2 separate regions of the Homo sapiens genome follow, and region 1 is linked to region 2. A link is an interaction called in ENCODE POLR2A ChIA-PET data of the cell type or tissue named here. Cell type or tissue: Caco-2. All regions are shown on one strand. Region 1 overlaps TDP1 (tyrosyl-DNA phosphodiesterase 1). Region 2 holds the start of LOC124903406.

Region 1 (5,000 bases), 50 kb after region 2:
AGTGAGAAGATATTCAAAAAATTAAAAAATAAATAAAATAAACTGGGAAGATGAAAAAAGGACCAAGCAAAAGGCGCCATGAAAACACAAAGGAAAAAATAATTATGCCTGCTGAGCTAGAAAAAGTTTCACTTTAAGGGGAGCATTTGAATTAGAAGTTGAAAGAAAAGTATAGTTATTGTAGACAGTACAGAAAAAAATAAAACCTGAGAAGCAGTCTGAAAATAAACTGCATTTAGATTAAGGGGGATACCATTCATTCAGTTCTGAGCCACTACAGGCCAGGTACTGAACTAGGCACTATATTAGCCAATCTGCCAGAAGGCACAAACATTAAAGAATAATTACCAAAGATCACAATGAGTATTCTGGTAGGAAATGAAGCATGATAATTATAAACTCATTTTTTCTCTACAGTAAAAGGAAACTTCTAATGCAGATAGTTCAACAGAAACTTCATTAAAAAAGGTTTTGGTGCAGATTTTATGATTCTTGGTGACGTGGTAACTATGGCAACCATATACTAAAACGTGACCCAGGATCTATGAAAAATGTTTTCAGTCAGAACCTCAATCACAACACATAATGAAAGAGAGGAAATGAAAACTATGATTTATATTTAAAATAATAAAAGGGAAGATTAAAAACTATATTAAGGCTAGCATTTTTATAAGATTCCAATTCCTGACCTTCTGTAGCCAGTTTTCACATTTGTGAAATGTCAACTGGATGAAACAAAGTCCAAATGATCAGGAAGTCAACATCCTCTACTTATGATGGGTAGAGACATAACAGGCAATAAGATATTACGTAGACCCAATAGGAACCATACGAAATACATTTCCTAAGGGGATGAGATTTTTTAAGATTAGGAAATCAGATCTTTTGTGATTCTATGAATCTTTTATAGGACTATTATTTTTAACAACTCTACATACCCAAGTAAATATGGTTCTCCAAAGCAGTCATGCTGCGGGGTTGGTCCCTTACTCCAGTACAGCTGCCTCTTTTGGCTCCAAGAAAGTACAGAACTTCTCAAAGAGCTTTGGAGCCAGAGGTTCAGTCTTTTGAGTGTGTACAAGGGTACTTTTGCTTAACTACAAAAAACAAACCCCAATTTTGGAAACAGTAAAAAATTAATTCCAGCCAAAATTGGAGAATAAGATGGGTAAATCGAACCAGGAAAGAAATATCAGTGGGCCAGGTGCAGTAGTTCATGCCTATAATCCCAGCACTTTGGGGGGCCGAGGTGGGCGGATCATCTGAGGTCGGGAGTTCAAGACCAGCCTGACCAACATGGAGAAACTCCATCTCTACTAAAAATACAAAATTAGCCGTGGTCTGGTGGCGCATGCCTGTAATCCCAGCTACTCAGGAGGCTGAGGCAGGAGAATTGCTTGAACCCAGGAGGCAGAGGTTGCAGTGAGCCGAGATCGTGACATTGCACTTCAGCCTGGGCAATAAGAGCGGAACTCCATCAGTGAAGTCTGTGGAAAGCAGAATCGAAAGATGGCCCCTGGTGCACATGCCTGTATATCCCCTTTCCTTGAGGATAAGCCAGAATTGTGAATATGATAGAGTTTCACTTGCATAATTTGGTTATCAATTAATTAAGTTACTCAAAAGGGAAACAATCCTGGGTGGGCCTGAGTTGGGTCCTTCCTGAGATAGATCCTCCTGCTGGTCTCCAAGAAGCATCCCATGAGGAATGCAGCAGACCACCACGGGCAGCACCTAGGAGCCGAGAACGCCGGGCTGACAGCCAACAAGAAAGCAGGAACGTCAGGCTTACAGCCACAAGCAACCGTGAGCTTGAAAGAGGACTCCCAAGCTTCAGATGAGAGCACAGCTGGGTTGACGCCTTGATTTTAGCCTGGTGAGACACTGAGCAGAGGGCTCAGCTAATCCACGCCCAGACTCCTGACCCACGGGAACCATGAGATAGTAAATTTGTATTGTTTTAAGCCCCCTTATAGTTTGTGATCATATATTACATAGCAACAGAAAACTAATGCAAGGCTGGAAACAAAGAATGTCTATTAAGAAACAATACTTATTTGTTAATGTGTCATGTCAACTTATTTTGAAAGAACTTGGAAGAGTGGAAAGAAAACTTGAGCAATGGCAATGTTTTTGGCCAAAGCACCTACTTTCAAAGGGTGATCATAATACTTTTTTGGATATGCAGCTCTAGATTATTTTTTAAAGTCTATCATGTTAAAAGTCAAAATTCATATTGCCTATAATTCTCTGTGCTTATTACTCCTATAATTTTTTTCTGGGGAATTTGTTTTAATTTTATTGTACTTAATAAAGAGGAGTGGGTTATTCATTCCAAACCCAAACATTAATACGGATCAGTAATAATAAAGTAGAAAAATATCAAAAGTTAAATTTACGTAGCTTTTGATGTATTTACCTTTGGCTAAAATCCAATTCTTAAAACTAGTATGTCTGCTACTTTGCTGACAGAGCATTAGATTTGCTGGGCATGAGCACTTCATTTGGACTAGAATCCACAGTGCTCTCTACAATCCTGCCTCACTATTCTAAAGCAAGTAAATATATTAAATGAAAGGATATATCAGTTGTTCATAACGAATTTATTCTCAAGGATGATGATATTGTCCACCAGAGCATAAAATCTAGGGAATATTTAGAAATGTATAAGGCATTTTTTTCAGCTTTCACTAGGACTTGGCAGTTAATATGTGATGGCCAGGTTATTAAATAACTTATAATGCATGGGACAATCTTGTATAACAAAAAATTATCTTGACCAAAATAACAATAGTGCCCTGTTGAGAGACACACTATTTGAGTATAAGCTGAAGTCGACTATTTAAAACCACATCTTATTCTAGAAAATCTCATGGAACAAGCATTTAGAAAAGCACTCAATTATTCCAATCAATTCAAATTATAACATTCATTGAACTGCTTTCCATAGACCAACGACTAATAAGGCCTCAGGCAACCCCGGAGACATCAAAGAAACGGTAATATCTGAAAGCAGGTAAAAAGGCAAAGTCTGGCCACCCACTACTGCTCTGAACTCACCTACCCTCCCATCCTATTGACTCCAGTAACACTCACTTTGCTGTTAATCAAACACAGTAAGCATATTCCCACTCCCCACCCCGCGTCCCTCAGCAACCCATCCACATGGCTCTTCCCCTACTTCTTTCAGGTCTCTGCATGAATGTCACCACGTCAGAAGGCCTTCCCTGACCTTCTTCCTTAAGGAGCAGCCTCCCTCCCCAACCCGAGCACTCACACCCTACAGGACAGTGTTTGAGGGTGGGGACTCTGGATTCTTGGGCACATTGTTTAACCTCTGTGCTTCAGTTCTTCCATCTGAAAAGGGGATTAATGGATACACTGTAGAACGGCTATAAGAATTACATGAATTAATATATACATATATATACATATACATATACATACATACATACATACATATATATATATATATATATATATATATATATATATATATATATATATATAATGTGCTTGGAACTGTGCCTGGAACTGCTGGTTAAGAACTACATGTTAGCTCTGAAAATTTAAAAACAATAACCTAAACCAAATTTGAAATAAAGCTTTTAACTCATTTCATTTGATAGCAAAACTTGATCTTAACTCATTGGGCAACAAAAGTTGAACTAAGATGACATGGGGCTACCTGTGATCTTTGCTTCCAAAATGTTGTATTATGAAGTGTTGGTCCAGATACCACTAGGGATATTAACAGACAGTATAGGTACCATATTATCTTTCTAAAATCCAAATACTGAACTACATCTGGTACCAAGAATTTAGAATAAAGGATTGTGCACCTAAATTATCATTCTATTTTTTCTCTATAGCACTTACCACCATTTGCATACATAAACACACTTCTTTGCTTTTTGTGTAATTCCCAGCACCAGAACATAAAAGTCAAGATGTTTTATTGTTTATTGCATTCTTAGCACCTAGAAAAGTGTGTGGTGCATAGTAGGTGCTCAGTAGTTATGTGCTGGATAAATGGTTAAATCTGATACCCAAAATAGAATATATATATAAAACATTTTTCTTAGGTAGAAGAAAAATTATGTAATGGAGAATGTGTGACCAGTTGCTCTTCAACCCAGGAGGGATGGCTTGAATCCAATTCATTTGTTTGGCAATGGAACACCTGGTAGGCATGAAAAGCCCACCTGATATGTATTTCTTGTATGTTCCTCAATGCCCAGGCGTTGATCCGCTATATTCTCCTCTGGAAGTCGCAAAGGATTACGGTGTTAACAATCAGTACTAACCAAAACTCCAAAACATACTATATGTACACCAAACTTTTAAGTTCATCTCCAACAAACAATTCCACCTGAAGTCTCCACCATGATAAATCAATCTTCAATCAAATTCACCATCATCCCACTGTGGTAGGCCAGTTCCATTCCCTGACTTCTATACTGATATCAGTGACAATCCCCATCTACATACCCCAAACTCAGGAATCACCTTTGAGGGCCCTCCCATGTTCCATTATGCAGTCTAGGCAGTGCTTTCATGGTTACCACTTCAATCCTAGGCTTCATCAGCCTCCACATGTCAGGCACCTGGCCAGTCACCAGGGTATGCTGAACAAGACAGGCATGGACTTGGCCTCACAGAGTCTAGAGGGGAAGCCAGATAATTACACAAGCAACCACAGTGAATAGGGAAAGAACGCTGACAATGCAGGAATCTAGGGCATTATGGAAGCCACCAGGCTCCAGAAGTGATGTTTTGGCTAAAAACCCACCTATGTAGAATAGTCAAAAAGCATTACAAGTGCAATTAACTAATATGTATACAATGAATTCTTTGGTAAATCTCTTTCATGCCAATGTAAATTCTGTGAGAACCTCATCTTAATTACTCTATTCTTGCCACAGCGGGCAATACATATTTGCTGAGTAATGGGTAGAACTGCCTCAACTCTGCCGCCTTATTCCTCATTGAGTGGAGGG
Region 2 (5,000 bases):
CCAGTGGTGCACACTGCCCAGGCCCTTCTCCCTTGGACCTCCCCGGTAGCACATCACAACTCCTTCCTTCCTTTCAGAGAAGCCTTAGAATCTGTCTGTCCTAGTAACTTTCCCTGTTTCCTTCCTACCCATTCAGATCCTCCCCTCCCATATCAGTGAGTTTATATCAGGCATCTGAACCAAAAGGTCAGCGTTCCCAACAGGAGATGAATGGCTCTGCATGAGGGGGCTTTACTGACTGCAAGGCAAGCCCAGCCGGCCAACCTAAAGGCCCTCACCTCTACCTTCTCCCTCTTCACCAGCTATCAACTCACTCTTGGGGTTCACATTAACATGCATTCCCTAATTCCCCCAACCCCACCAATGAGATGCTGCCACTTCTCTCTGGGAGGCAGCAGGTATCACTAAAACAGTACTTGTAGGACAGGAAGTATGCTGCTCAGCTCTGCAGAGTTGTTCAGGGTGTGCTTCTGGGAGGCTCAGTCTAGGGAGGAAGACTTCCTTGTGAGCAGAGCCCCTTTCTGTGGGATGCAAAAAGGAGCTCCGTGGCCAAGATTCTTAAATCTATCCATCTTCCAGAAACAACTTCCATTTAGTAGTCTGGAAGCAGTATTTGTGGAAGAATGCTAGTTTCCAAAAGGCATGGGTTTTATCTTCTATATTTAATTGCCCCAGAGGCTGCCGGTTCCAAGCACTTTTATTTACTGCTAACAAATACAAATTGTTACAACTCACATTTCTGAAGTTCTTGCCACTGGTCAAGAGCACCACTTCATTTGATCATTATTACAACCCCATGAGGCAGGGCAGGACAGGTATTAGTCCTGTCCTTAAAATGAGAAAAGGAAGACTCAAGAGGCGTTACTGCAATGCCTCAAGGTCTCACCGCTTGGAGGAAGCAGACCTGGGACTAGACAATTCTAATGAACCCTGAGTGTCTTGTGGCTGAGTCACCTCTCAGGCTTCAGTCAGATCTCAGGCCATTACCAGGTGAGTATCTGTCTTCATTCAGGGTGGATGAACGAGGGAACCTGGAAAGGAACACACTCATCGATATGTAAATTGAAGCAAAAATAAGTCTACTGTGTGCTACACACAGATATTTTCATTAAAAAGTGCTGGTCATGGCCGGGCACAGTGGCTCACTCCAGGAGTTCCAGACCAGCCTGGGCAATATGGCAAAACCTTGTCACTACAAAAAAAAAAAAAAAAAAAAAAAAAAAAAAAAATTAGCTGGGCGTGGTGGCACGTGCCTATAGTCCCAGTTACTCCGGAGGCTGAGGCAGGAGAATTGCTTGAGCTTGGAAGGTGAAGGCTGCAGTGAGTTATGATTGCACCATTGCACTCCAGCCTGGGGGACAGTGCTGACCCTGTATCAAGGAAGAAAAAAAAAAGTGCTGGTCATGACTCTTAAATTGATTTTGCCCTCTCCAGACTGGGCAACGGTGCTGACCCTGGTTCAAAAAACAAAAGTGCTGGTCATGACCCTTAAATTGATTTCAGGATTCATTAAAGGGTTGTGACCCATAGTTTAAAAAATCACTGTTGTAGGACACAAGGGTTCACTAATTTATGTGACTTTTTCAAGAAACTAAAAAATATTTCTCTACTTGGTTTCCTTTTGCTTTTCAATATATTCTACAAGTTTGCACAAATTATTTAAGAGGCATAGGTTTCTGTGGTGCAATATTAATAGGTCACCTAGGGACGCTTCTCACTGTGGAGGAGACATCAGGCATTTTCCATCTCCCTTTGGAGAACTTCCCATCTGCTCCCTCCCTCCCTCCCCATCAGGGGCAGCCCCAGGATCTGGAGTAATTGGATCAGGAAAGGACTTGTGACTCAAGATGGCCAATCCCATGCGTCCAGGGACTTTTCCTGGGGTTGTTGAGTATTTTCTCTGGAATAAGGAGCTGGAAGAAAGATGGGATCCTAGTGCCACGGGGGAATCTTGGCCTCCAAGTATGGAGAGCTTGCTTGAGAATGAATGATGCCCACATTCTGGAAAGCAGAGCTGAAAGTTGGAGACAGTCTGTTACATTAGGGATTCCCTGGCTCCAGCACAGTTGCCAGACTTTTGTTAAAGTCTCTTTCATTGTACAAATCTAATTAACCTGGTTTCTTGTAACTATAAAAGAAACCTAATGTATTCTTTCATAAAAATATTCATAAAATATTGAGTAGCAAACATTTGAGGCTTTTAAATTTTAGTAATGTCAATTATATGAGAACAAAATCAGCATTCAGTTTAACTGTTAATTTCTAAAGAACCTATGAGCAAACAGCCATCCAGGGCACACACAGTAGCATCATCTATGTCCTCAGGTCCAGAAAGGGATAGCATTGGCTTAGCTAGGATAGACTTAGCACCTCAGATGGGGCACAGATCTTGTTCATTAACCAGCTGTGTAACCCTGAACCTTATTTTTCCCTCTATATAATAAAATTAAGATAGTATCACCTGCCCCATTGTGTGAAGATGTATATACCTATGATCATAAATTACGATTTGAGTTACCCGTAATAAATGCCCCATGCATGCAATTTCCCCTTTGCCGTTCCTTTCTAAGCTTCTCTTTTTGTATAATGAAAAAGGTGACTGGTCCAGATGCCTTCCAGTTCTTGATAAAAGCAATGGACGCCAGGTGTGGTGGCTTGTGCCCATAATCCCAGCTACTGCGGAGGCTGAGGCAGGAGGACTGCTTGAGGCCACAGTGAGTTATGATCGTGCCACACAGCACTCCAGCCTGGGTGACAGAGCAAGACTCCATCTCTTTAACAACAACAGCAACAAAAAATAGCAAGGGGCTCTTTGAAAACCTTCCTACAAAGGGAACAGGAGACACTGCAACATGTGCCTTAGATACATGAACCATAAAGTTGGTCAGACTGTGGAGCTCCTTCTAGGCCTACTGTGAATAAAATATAATTTATACACATCGATTGAATTCTGCTTTAAAACAGACTTGATTGGAACTCTGTGAAATACGGGACAGGAGTTGCACCAAGACTTGCATGCTCTGCACACCACCCGCTAGTGTGGGCTGCCTCTTGCCCTCCCCATCTCTGGTATCTCCCATGCTGCCTTCTCTTCTGACATTGGCCTCATTCCTCCAGCTCTGTGCTTTAGATCTACTGAGTCAACAAAAACGGTAGGTTTCAGAAAATTTAATAGATCATACTTAACAGTGCAAGTGTTCAGCCCTTTATGCTCTTACCTGAAAGGAGCCCACTCCACTTGTAGGTCTGGCTTTAATAATTCCATGGCTCAGTCCTGCACACTGATGTGACATTTAGTGGGTGACTTTATGTGCTGCTAGTTGGTTCTGTCATGTCAACCACGATTTGCTGTTACAGTGGATGAAAGCGTACCCAGTCTTGTATATATAGTTACATATCACGTATGCCAAGTGTATTAGTCCATTTTCATACTACTATGAAAAAATACGAGACTGGGTAGTTTATAAAGAAAAAGAGGTTTAATGGACTCACAGTTCCATGTGGCTGGGGAGGCCTCATAATCATGGCGGATGGTGGAGAAACAAAGGCACATCTTAACATGGTGGCAGGAAAGAGAGCACGTGCAGGGAAACTCCCATTTATAAAACCATTAGTTCTCATGAGACTTATTCACTATTACAAGAAGAGCATGGGAAAAACCCACCCCCATGATTCAGTTATCTTCCACCAGGTCCCTCCCACAACATGTGAGGATTATGGGAGCTACAATTCAAGATGAGATTTGGGTGGGGACACAGCCAAGCCATATCTCAAAGCCTGCCCCTTGGCTGGACCTTGGGAACATCTGCTGCCTGGATCCTCACAGCAGTATAGGATGACCCTGGAGCTAAAATGCCTGGGTTCAAATTCCAGCTCCACCACTTGCCAGCTATGCGACTTTTCAAAAATAACTGTTATTTCTCTATCTGTAAATGGAGATGACGGTGGTATGTCTTTGATAAGGTTATGAAAATTTAAATAAACACAAAACCCATAGAAGAGTTCCTGGCACAAAGCGCTCAGTGCTTGCTGGCCAATGTTAATGCTCAAGGACCAGTGGACACAGACCAGGCTGAGTTGATCACCAGCCTCCAGGTGGGCCTTGGTCATGTCATTGCTGACATTCCCAGGGGCATATGGCCACAGACCACCTTTGATCTCTCATTTTTTGGATGTGTGAATCCTATTATATAAGCAATGGCCACCAAACTTACTAGTTGATAGAAACACAGTAAGAAATTGTACAGTTTATGGTATTCTTTTGTCCTGGATTTGCTTGAAATAAGTGGGCTACTAAACTTGGAAAATTTGTCAAAGATTTTATAAGAGGATCTGACCTAGGCATAATGTGGTGTTAGTACCATATTCACACTGGAAATCACGTAATACTGTATTAATTTATATTAGGGATAACTATATAACTTCCACTAAAGAATCCAGGAAAACCAAGCTGAACTTGTGTGTAGTGCAATGCAGGAAGGTGTGCACTTTTGAGACAGCAGAGTCTTGGTTCCATTGCTTACCGTGGACTTTAAGTTATTTAACTCCCTTGAACCTCAGTTTCCTCATCTGTAAAATAGGTGTAATAAGGCAGCGCGTGGTGGCTCATGCTTGTAATCCCAGCACTTTGGGAGGCCTAGGCAGGCAGACCAGGAGTTCAAGACCAGTCTGGCCAACATGGCTAAAGCCCGTCTCTACTAAAAATACAAAAATTAGCTGGGCATGGTGGCAGGTGCCTGTAGTCCCAGCTACTTGGGAGAATCACTTGAACCTGGGGGCTGGAGGTTGCAGTGAGCCGAGATTGTGCCACTGTACTCCAGCCTGGGTGACAGAGCAAGACTGTATCTCAAAAAAAAAAAGGGCTAATAATGGTACATTTTTCAGGAGGTTGATGTGAAGATTAAGTGTAAAGCACTTAGACACAGGCACTGAAACACAGGAAGAACTCAGGAAACATTCGCTGTTACTGTTAGGTGGAAAAATACAGCCTTCCAAATCAG

What was found. ChIA-PET counts read pairs that join two places held together with the same protein. Peaks named below come from ENCODE experiments on the same cell type or tissue, not always from the same donor. Only the 100,000 strongest peaks of a DNase experiment are listed, where the experiment ranks them.
Region 1: POLR2A ChIA-PET joins it to region 2 with 14 read pairs; 3 of 35 experiments call an interaction of 5 or more read pairs at or near these places.

What each region holds. Positions count from the first base shown.
Region 1 is chr14:89,996,883-90,001,882 of GRCh38, reverse strand. All of the region lies in intron 14 of TDP1 (tyrosyl-DNA phosphodiesterase 1), which reads right to left. Among named protein-coding and RNA genes, the nearest start is that of TDP1, 43 kb to the right of the region's middle. In Caco-2, no CTCF peak of the experiment used is centred here; no DNase peak of the experiment used is centred here.
Region 2 is chr14:90,046,399-90,051,398 of GRCh38, reverse strand. LOC124903406 reads right to left here and starts at 3,265. Exons shown (of 3, transcript XM_047432048.1): 1 at 3,219-3,265. The coding sequence starts at 3,265. In Caco-2, no CTCF peak of the experiment used is centred here; no DNase peak of the experiment used is centred here.